2 separate regions of the Mus musculus genome follow, and region 1 is linked to region 2. A link is a loop called in an ENCODE intact Hi-C map of the cell type or tissue named here. Cell type or tissue: left cerebral cortex. All regions are shown on one strand. Links, peaks and the distances in the headings refer to the core of each region. The heading gives the core; the rest is flanking DNA.

Region 1 (9,469 bases), core at 601-8,600, 400 kb before region 2:
TATTTCACAAAATAGAAGTAGAAGGTACTCTACCCAACTCATTTTATGAAGCCACTATTACTCTGACACCTAAACCACAGAAAGATCCAACAAAGATAGAGAACTTCAGACCAATTTCTCTTATGAATATCGATGCAAAAATCCTCAATAAAATTCTCGCTAACCGAATCCAAGAACACATTAAAGCAATCATCCATCCTGACCAAGTAGGTTTTATTCCAGGGATGCAGGGATGGTTTAATATACGAAAATCCATCAATGTAATCCATTATATAAACAAACTTAAAGACAAAAACCACATGATCATCTCGTTAGATGCAGAAAAAGCATTTGACAAGATCCAACACCCATTCATGATAAAAGTTTTGGAAAGATCAGGAATTCAAGGCCCATACCTAAACATGATAAAAGCAATCTACAGCAAACCAGTAGCCAACATCAAAGTAAATGGAGAGAAGCTGGAAGCAATCCCACTAAAATCAGGGACTAGACAAGGCTGCCCACTTTCTCCCTACCTTTTCAACATAGTACTTGAAGTATTAGCCAGAGCAATTCGACAACAAAAGGAGATCAAGGGGATACAAATTGGAAAAGAGGAAGTCAAAATATCACTTTTTGCAGATGATATGATAGTATATATAAGTGACCCTAAAAATTCTACCAGAGAACTCCTAAACCTGATAAACAGCTTCGGTGAAGTAGCTGGATATAAAATAAACTCAAACAAGTCAATGGCCTTTCTCTATACAAAGAATAAACAGGCTGAGAAAGAAATTAGGGAAACAACACCCTTCTCAATAGTCACAAATAATATAAAATATCTTGGCGTGACTCTAACTAAGGAGGTGAACGATCTGTATGATAATAACTTCAAATCTCTGAAGAAAGAAATTAAAGAAGATCTCAGAAGATGGAAAGATCTCCCATGCTCATGGATTGGCAGGATCAACATTGTAAAAATGGCTATCTTGCCAAAAGCAATCTACAGATTCAATGCAATCCCCATCAAAATTCCAACTCAATTCTTCAACGAATTGGAAGGAGCAATTTGCAAATTTGTCTGGAATAACAAAAAACCTAGGATAGCAAAAAGTCTTCTCAAGGATAAAAGAACTTCTGGCGGAATCACCATGCCAGACCTAAAGCTTTACTACAGAGCAATTGTGATAAAAACTGCATGGTACTGGTATAGAGACAGACAAATAGACCAATGGAATAGAATTGAAGATCCAGAAATGAACCCACACACCTATGGTCACTTGATCTTCGACAAGGGAGCTAAAACCATCCAGTGGAAGAAAGACAGCATTTTCAACAAGTGGTGCTGGCACAACTGGTTGTTATCGTGTAGAAGAATGCGAATCGATCCATACTTATCTCCTTGTACTAAGGTCAAATCTAAGTGGATCAAGGAACTTCACATAAAACCAGAGTCACTGAAACTTATAGAGGAGAAAGTGGGGAAAAGCCTTGAAGATATGGGCACAGGGGAAAAATTCCTGAACAGAACAGCAATGGCTTGTGCTGTAAGATCGAGAATCGACAAATGGGACCTAATGAAACTCCAAAGTTTCTGCAAGGCAAAAGACACCGTCAATAAGACAAAAATACCACCAACAGATTGGGAAAGGATCTTTACCTATCCTAAATCAGATAGGGGACTAATATCCAACATATATAAAGAACTCAAGAAGGTGGACTTCAGAAAATCAAATAACCCCATTAAAAAATGGGGCTCAGAACTGAACAAAGAATTCTCACCTGAGGAATACCGAATGGCAGAGAAGCACTTGAAAAAATGTTCAACATCCTTAATCATCAGGGAAATGCAAATCAAAACAACCCTGAGATTCCACCTCACACCAGTCAGAATGGCTAAGATCAAAAATTCAGGTGACAGCAGATGCTGGCGAGGATGTGGAGAAAGAGGAACACTCCTCCATTGTTGGTGGGAGTGCAGGCTTGTACAACCACTCTGGAAATCAGTCTGGCGGTTCCTCAGAAAACTGGACATAGTACTACCGGGGGATCCAGCAATACCTCTCCTGGGCATATATCCAGAAGATGCCCCAACAGGTAAGAAGGACACATGCTCCACTATGTTCATAGCAGCCTTATTTATAATAGCCAGAAGCTGGAAAGAACCTAGATGCCCCTCAACAGAGGAATGGATACAGAAAATGTGGTACATCTACACAATGGAGTACTACTCAGCTATTAAAAAGAATGAATTTATGAAATTCCTAGCCAAATGGATGGACCTGGAGGGCATCATCCTGAGTGAGGTAACACATTCACAAAGAAACTCACACAATATGTATTCACTGATAAGTGGATATTAGCCCCAAACCTAGGATACCCAAGATATAAGATATAATTTGCTAAACACATGAAACTCAAGGAGAATGAAGACTGAAGTGTGGACACTATGCCCCTCCTTAGATTTGGGAACAAAACACCCATGGAAGGAGTTACAGAGACAGAGTTTGGAGCTGAGATGAAAGGATGGACCATGTAGAGACTGCCATAGCCAGGGATCCACCCCATAATCAGCATCCAAACGCTGACACCATTGCATACACTAGCAAGATTTTATTGAAAGGACGCAGATGTAGCTGTCTCTTGTGAGACTATGCCGGGGCCCAGCAAACACAGAAGTGGATGCTCACAGTCAGCTAATGGATGGATCATAGGGCTCCCAATGGAGGAGCTAGAGAAAGTAGCCAAGGAGCTAAAGGGATCTGCAACCCTATAGGTGGAACAACATTATGAGCTAACCAGTACCCCGGAGCTCTTGACTCTAGCTGCATATATATCAAAAGATGGCCTAGTCGGCCATCACTGGAAAGAGAGGCCCATTGGACTTGCAAACTTTATATGCCCCAGTACAGGGGAATACCAGGGCCAAAAAGGGGGAGTGGGTGGGCAGGGGAGTGGGGGTGGGTGGATATGGGGGACTTTTGGTATAGCATTGGAAATGTAAATGAGTTAAATACCTAATAAAAAATGGAAAAAAAAAATAAACGAATGTCTGTAGCCTCAGACATCTATTTTGTATCTTTTAATGTTTCTTAACCTTCAGAGAACTAAAGCCAATAGAGGTTTCGATTGTGATTAACCTTTGGTATTAAGGCTATTTAGTGGTTACTTTAACTGGTATTCATTAATGAACACTAGAAGTTTCTTTATATCAGCAAAAACACCATTGCACATGTTCATATTTTCAATAGAGCAGCACTTAATTGCTTTATTTGTCTTTTCTTTGCATTCGCACAAGGTATTCCAACACAAATGTTGGACATTATTCAGTTTGCCCTTTTAAAGGGCAGTCATGACTTTCTCAATAAGCTTAATCACTTCTAGTTTTTTCTTAGTTCTTAACTGAGTACTTATTTCAGTTTTATTCACTTGAGCACTAAGAATCTGTTCTGAGGATTGTTAGTCAGCATTTTGGGCATCTTTTTAATGGTATAGCTCTGAAGGAGAAATAAATCATTAAAATATTAAGTTAAAAAATGGGAATGGGTGGGTAGGGAAGTGGGGGGAGGGTATGAAGGACTTTTGGGATAGCATTGGAAATGTAGTTGAGGAAAATATGTAATAAAAAAATAAAAAAACTCATTAAAGATAAGCAAACATCATAGGGCCTCAAATTATTTAAGCTGACTAAGCAAACTTTACATCTTTTTACAGGTCTGTGAAACAGATGACATAATAATGAAAGAGATGCAAATAATGTGAAGAATATACAAATATGATAGAGAAGAGAAAAGAAAACAAAACTGCCCTACCCTAAAGCCATCATATTCTGTGGGGGAAAACTGCCACCTTGCACTTTTCTTAGTTTAGGATTGGCAGAGAACCTTGATCAGTGTAACATGAAAGAGAAGTCTACGAAAGTAAGGAATTCCTGCAGTCTTTGGCCTGTTGATCCATAGCTCCTTTCTTATCACCATGTTATAGTTCTCTGAAGTTCTGAATGTGAGGGATTTTAATTCAGGTGTTCACTCACATCTTAAATAGTCAGATATGGATTGCATCTTTAGTTTCTCAGAAGCTGATAACTTACTTGTTTGTTGTTTGTTTTTATGTTGTTGTTGTCCTTTGGCTGTGTCCTCTGGATGAATTCTTTCACATGTAGTGAAGACACCTTGATAAAAAGCCCACAAATTTCTACTTTTGTCTTCCAAATCAGAGCCACCTTTCAGTGTCCTTTTCTACCCAGTGTATTAGCATTTCTTCCCTGATGTTTTCTGCTGGGACTCTGCTTTTTTTGTCCTCCAACTGCCCACAAGTTCTTGCTTTCATTTCCTTGGAGACTGTCTATCTTAATGTCTGAGTTCTAAAGCCACTTCAAAGAAGCATACCTGTGAATGCCCACGTTTGGAGGAATACAACACACCTGCACCATTTGTAGCTACCTTTTGCAAGACACTGGTATCATTCAGAACACTTCCCTGGCTAGTATTGGAATTCCCTGTTAACATTTAAAATATAATTACATTTAAATCTTTCAGTAGGCTGCTCTTCTTGGCTGGTTAAGAGGTCCAGCCTGCTGCTTTCCCGACACTTAGTCATGCTATCCATATTTTTAGGAAACTTGTGAGAACTAATTTTCAGTGGGATTGCTTCCTGTGGAAGCAAACACTCCTCTTCTGGGGATTGCCTGTAGAAATATCTTCACGTTTAAAGGGCTTTGATCCACTATTTATATGAGTGTGTTTGCTAAGTGCTCCCAGCACATACATAGTGTACATCTGTATCCAACTCCCACACTGAAAAAAGGAGGATATTTTTGCCCAGTGAAGATGAATTTTGGCTAGATCAACATTAAAGTTGATCATTAAAGTACCACTTTGGCTCTCATACTCACAGACTGTTATCGAGTAAAACCTTTCTTGCCAAACTCGTTTTGAACTCTCTTTTGCTTTCACATATTTAGAAAATGTCATCTTGGTTATGAGTTTAATAACCTATGTAACATTTTTGTCTTTCTTGGCAATGTTTGCTAATATTTTTATTACTGTTACAATGATATTAAAGGAGTATCATTGCCCTTTCTGTTTTGTAATCTATAGTAAGCAGAAGTGTTGGTAAGAATTTTATCTAAAATCCAACATTCTAATATAGTTCTTAGGAAGATCAACTCCCCAAATTTAAGTAGTTCACCTATTTCTCATTTATATTTGATGCATGTACTGAGATGTAAGAAAAAAAAAGTATATGATAAAAACATATAGAAATCCCAGCATGGGGGCACACGCCTTTAATCCCAGCACTTGGGAGGCAGAGGCAGGCAGATTTCTGAGTTCTAGGCCACCCTGGTCTACAAAGTGAGTTCCAGAACAGCCAGGGCTACACAGAGAAACCCTGTCTTGAAAAAAAAAAAAAAAACAAACAGAACAAACAAAAACAAACATATAGGAAATGATGCGTACTTAGACAGATAGCAGCTTTATCATTTCATGTCAGCAATAACTCTGGAGGCTTCAATGCCATAAAATTGACAGCCAGAAATCTACCAAGGCTTCTTGGTACTTTGTGTCAACAATTAAAGATGGCAATTCATAGGGAAAAAAATGAAATTGATTTTCAGAAGGGAATTTTATAAAAGTTATAAATTTAAGGAAAATTTAAAAAGTAAAAAAAGAAAACAAAAAGATGACCAATCTGTTCTCCTTTAGAATAGAGGCAGATCTCAAGAAAAGTTTGCTATTGAGGACTCCAATTTAGGAGTTAAAGAAAACTTCGCTGGATTGAGGCCTGTGGTCAGCTTATCAGTCTAATCTAAAAGACTTGAGTGTTCCTGTTACTCCCTCTCCAGGCATCTTGATTGGAGTTTTAGACACATCCTCTAGCACCCATGTAGTATCTGGTCTCTCTTAGATTGCAGGCAGTTGTTCTAACTAGGACCATAGGTAAAAGAAAGATAAACATACAAACAACCAAAGCCAAGAAACCAGATCATGAATGACATTACAGTTCTTCCTATCATGTTTGCTGTGTTTATATTTAAACAAAAACAAAAATGCTGATGAGTTATCTGGATTCAGGTCAAGACAGATTTGGTTATCATTATTAAGAAGTGTAACTGTTTTTGAGTCTCTTATTCTAAGATGTTTAACCGGTTCAGCTCTTTGTCCTCATCAAGAACTCTACTACATAATGATACTAATAAAATGAATATCAATTTTCATAAGTGTTTTAAATGTTGGGAAAACAGTTGGGCATGCCTTAACGTGCCTGACAGTATGATCTGCAACTTGATGGAAGTTCGGTATCAAATATCTTCAGAGGAAAGATATTACTCGTTTTAACTAACAAATACTCATTTTCATGGTTTTTGTTTATTGTCCACTGTTATCAAGTAAAATAAATAGTATTCTATTTATAAAAGTGATAAACTTTGCAGAATATTAAAGTAAGACTGTTATGGGATTAGTTAACCACTTTCTAGTTTGATCTAAGGCCTGTTCAATGAGATGGAACACATAATTGGTACAGGCAAAGGGGTCAAAGACTGGTAGCTAGATAAGTCATAGGCCCTAGGGAAGAAACCAATACTAGCATTCTGTCAAATTGGCACAGAATTTAAATCCCTCCTAAGGCATGGTTTTATGCTCACAGACTTTGGTATTTTCCAGACCTCATTAGGTTAGTTTACCCTTGCAGCAGATGACCATTAATGCAGACGATTCTCCCCTCAACTGATAAAAAAGACAGCTAAAGAGAGACTGTGGAGGATTCAACCCTAAATGGGCAGTGTACATGACACTCCTTCCCACAAAACTTAAAGATCTTTGCCAAAGAAAGTGGAGCTTGTAATATTAGTTATATAAATGTATGTTTATGTGTATGTGTGTAGTATGCATGCATACATATTGGAGTGAATATATTAACTATAGCTCTATGCTTTCTTGTTAAGTTTTCATGAAGAAATGGGAACTTATGTTGAGAGACTGAACGTGAAATGCTGTGCTATGATCTGAGAATGCTCCTAAATTTATGGAATCCCTGTTAAGTTGTATATAAATTGGTTTGCAGAAGGTATCCTTATATTTGGCAATGACTCCTTTTATTTTGCAATCAAAGTTCTGTGACTCTACCAAATAAATTCCTTCAGTGATATCATACAATTTGGCATTCTGCTCCCAGGCCTTGAGAAATTTAACTCATATGAGCATAGATTGAAAAAGATCATATTCAAACGTGGTTCACTAAAGTTCTGTTTCTTGTAGGTTTAGAAATTAACTTATAAAACTTGGCTTTTAATAAAACGAAGTTTTAAAAAAATCTCTTAGAAATTTGCAATCCTAATGAAAAGAAATGTAAAAACAGGCTTCAGTTTTTCATTATATAAGGACTTAGAAATTATGGTATCCTAGTTTTGAAAAGCATTTACAGCAGTGCTGATTAAGAAACTAAGACAGTAGTAATTTTTTATTGATTTCATTTAAATCATTGATTCATGTCTTTTCATGTCTTTTGTCCTTTGTGTATATATTTGTGCATGTATGGTGTAGTGGAAACAAAATAAGATAAAGAAGTTAGCATATGAAGAAAGTTAAATATTTTTAAACAATGGGCATTATCAGCAGTATTCTGTCATACAAATGTTATGTATAAGGAAAGCATATATAACCATTACAATATCATGCATGTTAACCATATGCATAAAATAACAACTTCATGATACATTGTGGTAATTTGGGTGTTGAACCCAGGGCCTAGTATAAACTAGGAAATTGGCTCACTCTGTGAGCCATAATTATAGCTCACATATCAATTTTCACTCACCAACATAAATCTTTTTAGAGAGTTAATTTAGCTGTGGAATAAGCAGAACAAAATTTCATAATAACAAAAATGCATTCCTTTCATTTGCTATTTAGAATTGTAGGAAAAAAACAATTTATTCACAATTAAATAGCTAATACATTTTTACTCAGTAACTTATGCCAAGCCTAATAGGGCATTTAGAATACATAAGATAATATATTCAGTATAGAAAACGCATTTAGGCTTAACATAAATAGGAAAAACTATGGTAGCCGAAATGAATCATGTTGTTTAAAGCATTGAAAAATTACACATAGTATGGATGATTTAGTTTTCTTAATATAATTTTCTACACTGGTAAAAGCAGACCAGTATTTTTCCACATAGAAAGAATCATAAATAAAAATTATATTACTATAATTTTTCAAGCGATTCATGCTTGATCCATTCTAAAAAGTTTAAATAACAATAGGCATTCTTAATAGAGATTCTATTTCTTGATTTTGTGCCATAAAATGGTTAAGATGTTTTAAACTATAAAGCATGTGTTCATGTAATGCAATTATGTATAACCTTCTTATTATGAAAACTTATGTGCTTGAATAAGAGTATAGTATTCTAATTTTTAAAATATTTTTTATTATTACGTATTTTCCTCAATTACATTTAGAATGCTATCCCAAAAGTCCCCCATACCCTTCCCCTCCACTTCCCTACCCACCCATTCCTATTTTTTGGCCCTGGCATTCCCCTGTACTGGGGCACATGCTCCACTATGTTCATAGCAGTCTTAGTATTCTAATTTTTAAAGAAATAATATTATGTCAATTTTGTATTGCAGTAAGGCAAACACAGAGATTCATGCATGGTTGAAAATGCTGAACAACACTCATCGATCCAGATGTTCTTTAGGACTAAATAATTACAGTACAGACCTAAGGGCACCATGAAGACAACTCATGATGAACAAATAACTTCTTTTCTCTGTACCTCTCTCCTCCAACTCCTGTTTTGATGGCTTCCTAAACTACTAAGTGCAATTAGAAATAAAAGTAGCTCTGTATACACTGAAAGGCACTGGGAACAAAGTTCTCATAGCCCTGAAACCCAAGAAGAACCATACTTTTTAGTGTTGTGAAAAATTATTATTATCTGTGGTGAAATGCCTGTTAGAAAGGTAAAAATCTATTTTCTCTTCATGCCAATAAATGTGTACAACAGAGCTTTATTATAATCATTCTGTATTAAACGCTTATATCACTGTTCCTTTCCCTTTGAACTCATTCTGTAGGCAAGAACCTGAAATTTACTTACAGTGCTGTTTTACTTAAATAATATAATTCAGGAAACATACATATACTCATTCAAATATTCCCTCTACCACATTAAGATGTTCCATTACATTATCATTGTTTCAGTATTGCTTATGTAACTATTTCTGAGAGAGATTATCCACCACAGACTTTCTGGCATTTTCAATAATACAATATATTGTACATACCTCTCTTATCTTCCCTGTGCTATAGATTAAACTGTGATATTGTCAATGGTGCTGACCTCCCACACTCCCTCGATCTTTTGATCTCTGTACTTTTTCCAGTTTTTGTTTTTGTTTGTTTGGCTGGTAGGGTTTTGTGATGCTTATTCCTTTCTTCAGAGAGTACACTTTGATGGAGACTGATAAATACAT
Region 2 (9,469 bases), core at 889-8,888:
GTTTGTATAAACTTGACACAAGCTACAGTCCTTTGATATCAGGGAAGAACAGTTGAGAAAAAAATGTGTTCATAAGATTGTCTTATGTCCTGGAGACAAGCATGTTGGGCAGTTTAGTGATAGATGTGGAAACACCTTGGCCATTATGGAATGTGCCACACCTAGGCTGGTGGTACTAGATTCTCTAAGAATGCAGATTGAAGAATCTTTGAGGAGCCGGCCAGTAAATAGCACGATTTCACAGCCTTAGCATCAAACACTGCCTCCGAGTTCCTACCTAGTTTGAGTGCCTGCCCTGACACCCTTCAATAAAGAGCTATTATATAGAAATGTAAACTAAATAAACCCCTTTCCTTTAAACGGTGACTTTTGCAGTGATGTTTCACTGAAGCATTAGAGACCCCAATTAAGATAACTCAGAAATAAGAGTATAAGGTTCTTAGTCTTTCAGAATGATATTCTTAGGACTTGAAACTTATTACAATCTCATATAGCTTTTGAAAAGTGTTGCCTACATTTGAAAGACATGAAAAAGAACCTAAACTTGTGAGTTTTATGAAGTAAATATAGCACTTGTGAAGTGATGTCTTCTACATTATGTTCAAAAGGAAGTGCTATTTTCTTTCAATTTAAATTTGCATTTTCATGAACATCTATCATTCTCAGATGTATGCACAGTCTCTACAGTCTCTCTGTGTCTCTTTGTCTCTCTGTGTCTTTCTCTGTGTCTCCTCTGTCTTATTCTCGCTCTCTTTCTCTGTGTCTCTATATATGTGTGTATGCATGAGAGAGACAAAGAGACAGACAGAGAGAAACAGAGAGAAAGACAGAGAGACAGAGACAGAAAGACAGACACAAAGACAGTGGACAGAGAGGGGGAGAGAGGGAGTCAGAGAGAGAGAGAGAGGGAGAGCGAGAGAGCGAGCAAGCGAGAGAGAGAGAGAGAGAGAGAGAGAGAGAGAGAGAGAGAGAGAGAGAGAGAGAGAGAGAGATCTCCTGTCCAGGATTAAGAACAAACAAAATAGAAAACACGATTGAATGTGAACCATTGGGTAATCTGCTTGATGAATGAGTTTTACTCAATGCCTCAGTATAGGAGTGGCTATGATGATGGAAACCAATCCATGAGAAGTGGCACCATGTGAAGATGGTATAGTCATAGGATAATGAACTCGAGGATTCCAGCAGAGAGAATTAAGATCATTAGAGTTCGATTCAGTGTGAAGGATGAATGTGTCATTGGAAATTCTCTGGTTCTATTTATTTGACTAGGTATGCTAAGTAAAAGCTTCTGAAGATAAAATTTACTTTTTAAAGCAGAACTGTTCCTGTCTAAAGGAAACTGAGGGACAAAAATAATGAAGCAAAGGTATGGAAAGGTCATCCAGAGACTGCTCCACAGTGTGATCCAACTTGTCCGCAGACACCAAATGCAGGCACTATTGCTGATGCCAAAACATGCTTGCGGGCAGTAGCCTAGCATGGCTGTCCTCTGAGAGGCTCTTCCAGCGTCTGACTGAGACAGATGCCAATACTCACAGTCAACCATCGGCCTGAGCCCAGGGACCCCAATGGAAGAGTAAGGGGAAGGACTGAAAGATCTGAAGGGAATGGCAACCCCATTACAACAATATCAACTATTCTGGATCCTTCAAAGCACCCAGGGACTAAACCATCAACCTGAGAGTATACTTGGGTGGGTCCATGGCCACAGTTGCATATGTACCAGAGGACTACTTTATGTGAATTTAATAGGAGGGGAGGCCCTTGGTCCTGTGGCAGATTGTTGCCCCAATTAAAGAAGGTTGCTAGAGAGGTGAGGCTGTTGTGGGTGGGTGGGAAAGCACCCTCTTAGAGGCAAAGGGGAGGGGAGATAGCATGGGGGGTTTGCGGAGAGGAGACCAGGTTGGGGACAACATTTACAATGTAAATAAATAACATAACCAATAAAAAAGTTTTTTTGAATTTGTTTCTTTGTTCTCTGTGTGTTTGTTTCTTCCACTGTGTCTGTCTCTCTGTCTCTGTCTGTCTGTCTCTGTCTCTGTCTCTCTGTCTCTCTCTCTCTCTGTCTATCTCTCCAGTCATGTTTTATTGGTAACAAAAGTATTTTTTTTAATTTTTCTTCTTTTTTATTATATATTTTCTTTATTTACATTTCAAATGTTATCCCCTTTCCTGGTTTCCCCTCCCAAAATCCCCTATCTTATCCTCCTTCCCCTTGCTTCTATGAGGGTGTCCCCCATCCACCCATCCACTCCCTAAAGAATAAATTGGTCTTTGTAGCATAAGGGCTACCAGTACTTTCCTCTGCCTCTGCTTGGTTGACTTTGTTTGTTTGTTTTGTTCTGTTTTGTTTTTTAATAATTCTATTATAAGTGTCTTGGTCCCAGAAAAGGTGTTGTAGGGTTATTTCTATTAATCATCTTAGCCTGAATTCTTGAGAAGACAGGCCATATAGTTCTTGCTGGAATCTTTTTTTTTTTTTTAATGGGATGAATTTAAAATTCAAAATATTTATTATCACATAGAAAATAATTATTTTAAACAGAAAACTCTAAGTAAAATATGTTACTTACAATTAAATTGAAAGTAGCAGATAGAATAATAACTATTTTAAGTAAAACCTTACTATTTTTAAAAAGAGATGTGCTAGCATTTCATTTTGTTAGAAAAGTCTTGCATGTATATTTATGTTACATAATCCCTAGTTTGTTTAGATTAATCTGTTTACATTATGCTCTAATACATATAGTATTATATTTTATATTTTGAATTGCCATCTTCAAATGAATTTTATTGGTAACAATATCTCTCATTTTGATAACGTTCTTAAAGAAATATTATTTATATATATAAATTAAACTGATGTTTTTTGTTATTGAAATAATGTTTAATCATACAGCTAAATGAAAAAAAAATATCATTTGGGTTTTTATTGGAGATCATTCGAAGATAGAAATAGAATAGAGTAAATTATCCTTCATTCTACCAAATAATAGAATGAACTTTAATGAAATTAAGTGATTTTAATTGAATCACAGTTATGCAAGGGCATTAATGAATAAAAGAATAAAATGAAGAGGGCACATGATAAAGCTTTCAATGAAACTTTAGTTGCAATTGGATAATGACTCAAAGGTTAGGTTAAATTGCTTGTTATAAAAGCATGAAGAATGGAGTACAAATTCTTAAAAAGAAATGGTAATGCTGGTTGGGGAGTTTACATGTTCATCCAGTCTTATATAGATGTGGCAGGAGATCCTAAGAGGATATCAGCTAGCAGGATTTACCCATGCTAGCAAGCTCTGTCTTTGATTGAGAGATCCTGCCTCAACAAATAAGGCCAAGGAGTGATGGAGAATAATTCCTAAGAGCAACTGTTGGCCTCTTTATGAATTCCATACATAAGTGAGCACTGTACGCATCGCTTCTAACACGTACAAGCATCAAAATGCATCGTACATGTGTAATGCACACAGGACAAAGTGGGAAACACAAAAAAAGAGATCTGAAACTGCCAAGAAAAATGTTTGACAATTGCTCTGGATTAGATCATACTTTTACTAGTGATAAAATAATCTATTAGAAACAGTATGTGCTAATCAATGTCTCAGGTGAACATTTCATCTTTTAAATTATTTATTGCTTAATTTATTTATGGTTTCTCCATGAGTTAGACACAGGCAAGAGACCAGTGAGTCAATGGCCAGCACACACCTATGTGAATTTGGATATTGTAGGTAGAGTCAGCAAGACAAGCAAAATGTCTAGGATCCACTATGAGCTGGCTCCCCATGAGGGTGGTTTCATTTGTTACCTGTTCTTTTTCTATCCTAAAGAAGAGAACACAGAAGATAGAGTGGGGTTGTCTCTCTCGGGAGCACACATTTTGATTAAACTCACCTCTCAATTCCTCCTTTCCAATTCTTCTATCTCTTGAAACTTCTTCCACACAGCCCTTTTGTTTAATTTTTGAACCCACTGATTCATTGTGGTGCTTTTGTGACCATGTATGAAAGGCAATTATCTGGAACCTAATCGACGGCTGGAAAATTTGCTCCCCTATGTGTTTACAAAGAAGAACTTAGGACGCAGTTTAGTTCTATGCCCATTTAAGAGAATAATACTTGCCTTTCCCCAATGACGGAGTTACCTGTAGGTTTGATCAAATTAAGTCACAGGTTATAACTTCCATCTTGTGACAATGCTTTAAATTCAAGCAGAAAGTAGCTGGTTATTTGCCTAACATTTTTAGAAATATTTCATCAGTCGGCATGCCACACCATGCTTAACAATTACATGCTTTTTAAATATTTGGAATAGGAATTGAAAAAAAATGTACTGACAGAACACACTGACATTCTAATATCTCATATTTGATATTGCTACCTCAGGTAGACAAATATAAAGTTCTGATGGCTGTTGTTGACGTAATGATGTAATAGAAACCCGTGACTTTAAAGACTGCAGCATAGCCAGACGAAACCACACCCTACATCAATTCAGCAATAATTGTCTAATGAGAACATACACCATTGCTGGTAGACTGATAAACCCTTGATGCTCTTCTGACAACAGCATCCTACCAACAGTGGCACCCCCCTTTATACTAGAAACACAGCATGTGAAGCACCATAAAACATCCTAACAATTTGTCCTGTTTAATACTCTGTCAAGTCCAATTCATGAAATCTGTATGTGGACTAAGAGACCAATCCGGACAATACCAATGTCCACCTTTTAGAAGAAATATGAGAATTAAGATTAAGAATGGAAGGCAAGTGCAAAAGTGTTATGAATATCTTTTCATCAAGTTATCTCTGATGAAAGTATATATGTTTATATTCATGATTATACTTATATGTAACTGGGTTTCTAAGTAGATGGATAAATCTTTCTTTGAACATATTTCTAACAATATAGAATGGTGATATATTTTTCTGTGGCAGGAACGGAACTAGGAATTCTATGATTGCTGGCAAATAAAGGAGGCTGTGAAAAATAAAGTAACTTTATTAATTTGTCAAAGAAATGGGAATTGAAAGGCTGATAAAAAAATCGAAAAGAGCTAAATATAATTGCAATAAAATATCTATATCTTTGTCATATTTATGTGTGCATTTAAAATTATGCAAATTCATGGAGATACAGCTATATAAAAAGCCAAAAATATGGTGGTGTGATGTGGAGGCCTGGAAACTAAAGGAGCAGCTTTGCCTACTTCACAGTTTGCACTGGGCCGTGTTTAGCATGTGCTTGCTTTGGAAGACTCCAGGAAGCTCACAAGAACAAAAATAATTTCCCACTGAACATTTTTTTTTATAGCCAAATGTCTTCAAAGTGCCTGATAAATGATTTAAAGAAACTCTGTTCATTTTCTTATGTAAGTAAAAGAAATACTGTTATTGCTTGCTCTCCCAATTAGAATTATTAAGACACAGAAGCAAACGTTATCAAGCACAAAGCAGTTGTAAGTTATTGTACGGCCCTGCTTTTATTTAGACCATAGAATGGGCCAGGGACTTGAATGCAATCTTACTCCTGGAATCCTGGCTGGAATCATACAAGCAAATAGTGTTTATGTCAGACTTTTATTGCATAAGAAAACTGATCTTCTTTTCTTTGCTATCCAGAAAACCAGCAGTGCCTTAGATGGTTAACTTAGACTATAATTTAGTATAGAACAAAGCCTAGTGCACTAGATTCTAGGCTTGTCTTGCCTGGTGCACAGCTATGCCTTGTAAGGCTAAAATTTCAGTATGGCAATGTGGTATTTCTCATCTTCAGCTCATGGCCCTCTTTCACATAGGAACAGAACAAGAAATAAAAGTTATTCACATTTTAAGGGTGATGGCTTTTCCTTTGTGAAGGATTTCCTTCTCCAATGACAGTTTTCAACATGGCTGCTTGTATTTTTTTTTTTTTTCCGAGACAGGGTTTCTCTGTGTAGCCCTGTCTGTCCTGAAACTGATTCTGTAGACCAGGCAGGCTGTCCTCGAACTCAGAAATCCACCTGCCTCTGTCTCCCAAGTGCTAGGATTAGAGGCGTGTGCCACCACTGCTCAGCTGGCTGCTTGCATTCTTGTGCCAACAAATAAGCAGTCTTAGTTGCTTTTCTGAAATGTCTTAAAGAGGTATCTTGGGTCTCTAAGGGATATTTTAGAATGTAGTTTTGTTTCTGTTAAGGTGGCTATCTATAACACAATATATTGGTGATTTAATTATCTGAACAGTCGTTATAATTTCAAATCTAACAATCTGCTACACATAGTGTTTCATAAAACTTGATTTGTGTGTGTCTGTGTGTGTGCATGTATGCGAGCACATGTGTGTGTGTATGTGTGTGTGTGTACAATTTTTAAAACACTACTGAAAATATTTTCCTGTTGTTATTTCTTGGAATACTCATAAATCTCATGACAAAGTTATATGGATTTCTGAAATTAATTTCGCTCCTTTGGTTTATATATTTTTATATCAGTATTATGCTATTTTTATTGATACAGCTTCATTGTAGACTTTGAAAGTAGATAGATTCAGCAAAGCAAAGTCTAAATTTCTTTTAGAATGATCTATGTAGTTTTTGTAAATGTGCGTTTGCAAGGAGGCAAGCAAATTTTCATAGCAATCTAAAAAATTACACAATAATTGAAATAATTACTAAAATGAAGAAACTACTTAAGACATGGAAAATATCTACAAAATATATATTTAATAAGGAATTAGTATATGAGATATTTAAAGAACTAGAATTATTTGTAAACTAATTTAAACAGTACAAATATATTGGGATAGATATTTATTGGAAAATGTAAACAAATGGCAAACATATAATAGAAAAATGCTTATCAATTGCTTATTAAGAAATGAAAATTAAGGCAACAGTGAGTTACTTTCTCTAACAATATGACATCCCCTTTAAGGACTGTCTATTATTAAAAAATGTAAAAATAAAAGCACCAGTGAAAAGATGGATGGAAAATATGTTTCTGTGCTTGTGTGTGTGTATGTGTGTATATGTGTGTGTGTGTGTGTGTGTGTGTATAAAGTGCAATCGTGGATATTATTATGGAACAGAAAAACTGAAAATACAACTCCACAAAACATCTGAGGTTTTTGAAAATATTTATATCCATTATGAGAGATCACTGTATTGTGTGAAAGAGTTCAGATACAGAAAGAAAAGTGCCTGGTGCTTATTATCATGAATGGCATTTTCAAACATCGTTCTAAGAGACAAGTAAGAGTACAAAACTGAAAATATTTGACAAAGATATTCGAAATTGAAATAAATAAAATCATGAGGTTTGATGTGCTAGCACACAGCAGGGTGACTGTTATTGACAATCATGAAGTACATCCTCAGAAAAGTGAGATGAAATACTTTTAAAGTCTCTTAAGGAATTTAGGAGTCCAAAATGAAGAATGAGCCAGAACTCATTTTTTTGTTCACAATTACACCTGATAATTTAAAGGATTATGCAAAAGTCTGTCTAGATCTGTCCATAAGATATTTTGAGCAACTAGAAAAGATCAGAGGTGAAAAAATTATGCTAATGCACGTGAAAATGGCCAAATGTTAATTGCAGAGTATGCCAACCGTTCACTGATAAAGCAGAAAAGTACAGTGATCTTGCACAAAATTAGAGATATTAGAAAGCATTTGCAGCAGCCTAACAAGTGCTTGAAGGTATCAGAGAATGGTGTGTATGTAAAGATAGCCACATGGAGTCGGGAAAACGAATTCACTCACTCACTGTAGTGCTCCAGACTTAGCCTGGGACAATGTGCATCCTGACAAATAACACTAACACTGACATGTGTTGTTAAAATTTTGGTTTATTTTCAACTGGGTTTTTCTATTAATCTGAACATATGACTCATATTTTTATATTTTTCTTCAGTTATATTACATATTTTCTCAAACTCCACAGTCTATCTTCAGCATATCATTTTAATGTCTGTGCACACTCTTGTTAATTCATATTCTCTCCATTGTTTCTTTTTAAATTTATTATCTTTGATTTTGGTTTAATATTTAATAAACTTTGCCAAAAGTATTATTGAGGAAAAATTTTTGTTAGAAACTTTTATTATTTTCAGTAAGTATTTATATATATAAGGTAGATTAGTTATTGAGTCGGATGTTAGTGACACACACATTTATATACATATATACAGTCACAGCTTACAAGTATCTCTGAAGATAATGATGCTTCGAGTTATAAATCCCTCTGTATCTACCTTCCAAATGCTGTGATCATACCCATGTATTATGTCTCAAATATGTTAGAGATAATTTGAAAAATAATTACTAATTCAGAATGAAAAATATTGTTTGGTAGTAATGCTGTCCTGCAATTTTTCCAGTGTTGTACATATAAGATTTAAGAGTATAGAGGAAGATGTGTTTGTGAAGGAGAGGGAAATAGATTTTTACCACAATTTCAAAAACTAATTAAAAAGATATTTTAAATGCTGTTACATTATACAATATTTCATATTAAAATATTCAATACAGGTGTTTTGTAAAAGCTAAATAGATGTTATAAATTTATTAAATGAGAGGTATATATAAAAATAATAGAAAATTTTGTAAGATATTTGATCTTTACCACGCATGAAAACAGAAAAAAAAGAAAGTATTGAACAGATACAAAATTATCATCTCATCCTATATCAGTACCACTAGTTTTTCCTCAGATGTTTGTTCATAATATTCTCTTTCTAGAATTAATAGTCATTGCCTTCCTTATGAGAATGGCTGTATATTGGCAATAGACAATGAAGATGGAAACTTCATAGAATTCCTCACAGAATGTGATCTATAGAAGGTCACCAGAAGTGATGGAGATCTCAACTGCTCTCTCCCTTCCAGCAGTATGTAATTATATCCCAGCTGTTTGTAATTATGTAGTCTCAGGAGTTGCCAGATTATACACAGTGATAATAGAAGACAAGGATTTTATTGGTTACACTTGTGTAGGTAGATATCACTGACCTGTGCTGGAGATCTTCCTAAACTACAAAATAAAAATGTATTCACAGAAACAAACAAGTAAGACTATTAATATTTAGTTGCTAATTTTGATAAGATTAAGAAGTGAATGACTGGGTCGGGGAACACTCTCTTAGAGGCAAAGGGGAGGCAGATGGGGTGGAGGAGTTCACGGAGTGGAGACCTGGAAGGGGGATGGCATTTTAAATGTGAACAAATAATATTATTAATTTAAAAAGAGTGAAAAAGACCTGAATTACTATTAGAAAAGAAATATTCCCTCTTTTACTTAATTTAATGTCATAAAAGCCTAGATTATGTATCCATCCTCTGGTCAAGATTTTGGAATGCAAAAGGAGAAACAGTACTTGAAAAAGAAATGGATTTGCTGTGAAAGAGAAAGCAGAAGAAAAACTTCAGAATGGAAAGCTAATTGAATTTCAAACTAAGAATATAGTGTATGTCTTTAAA

What was found. Peaks named below come from ENCODE experiments on the same cell type or tissue, not always from the same donor. Only the 100,000 strongest peaks of a DNase experiment are listed, where the experiment ranks them.
Region 1: a loop joins it to region 2, with 5 times the contacts of the local background. A loop is called at or near these places in 2 of 42 quality-filtered maps.

Annotation. Positions count from the first base shown.
Region 1 is chr15:19,682,811-19,692,279 of GRCm38, forward strand. No RefSeq gene overlaps it. Among named protein-coding and RNA genes, the nearest start is that of Gm25976, 500 kb to the right of the region's middle. In left cerebral cortex, for the core only: no CTCF peak of the experiment used is centred there; a DNase peak (open chromatin) is centred at 4,619.
Region 2 is chr15:20,079,938-20,089,406 of GRCm38, forward strand. No RefSeq gene overlaps it. Among named protein-coding and RNA genes, the nearest start is that of Gm25976, 100 kb to the right of the region's middle. In left cerebral cortex, for the core only: no CTCF peak of the experiment used is centred there; DNase peaks (open chromatin) are centred at 4,642 and 5,233; H3K27ac peaks cover 973 bases.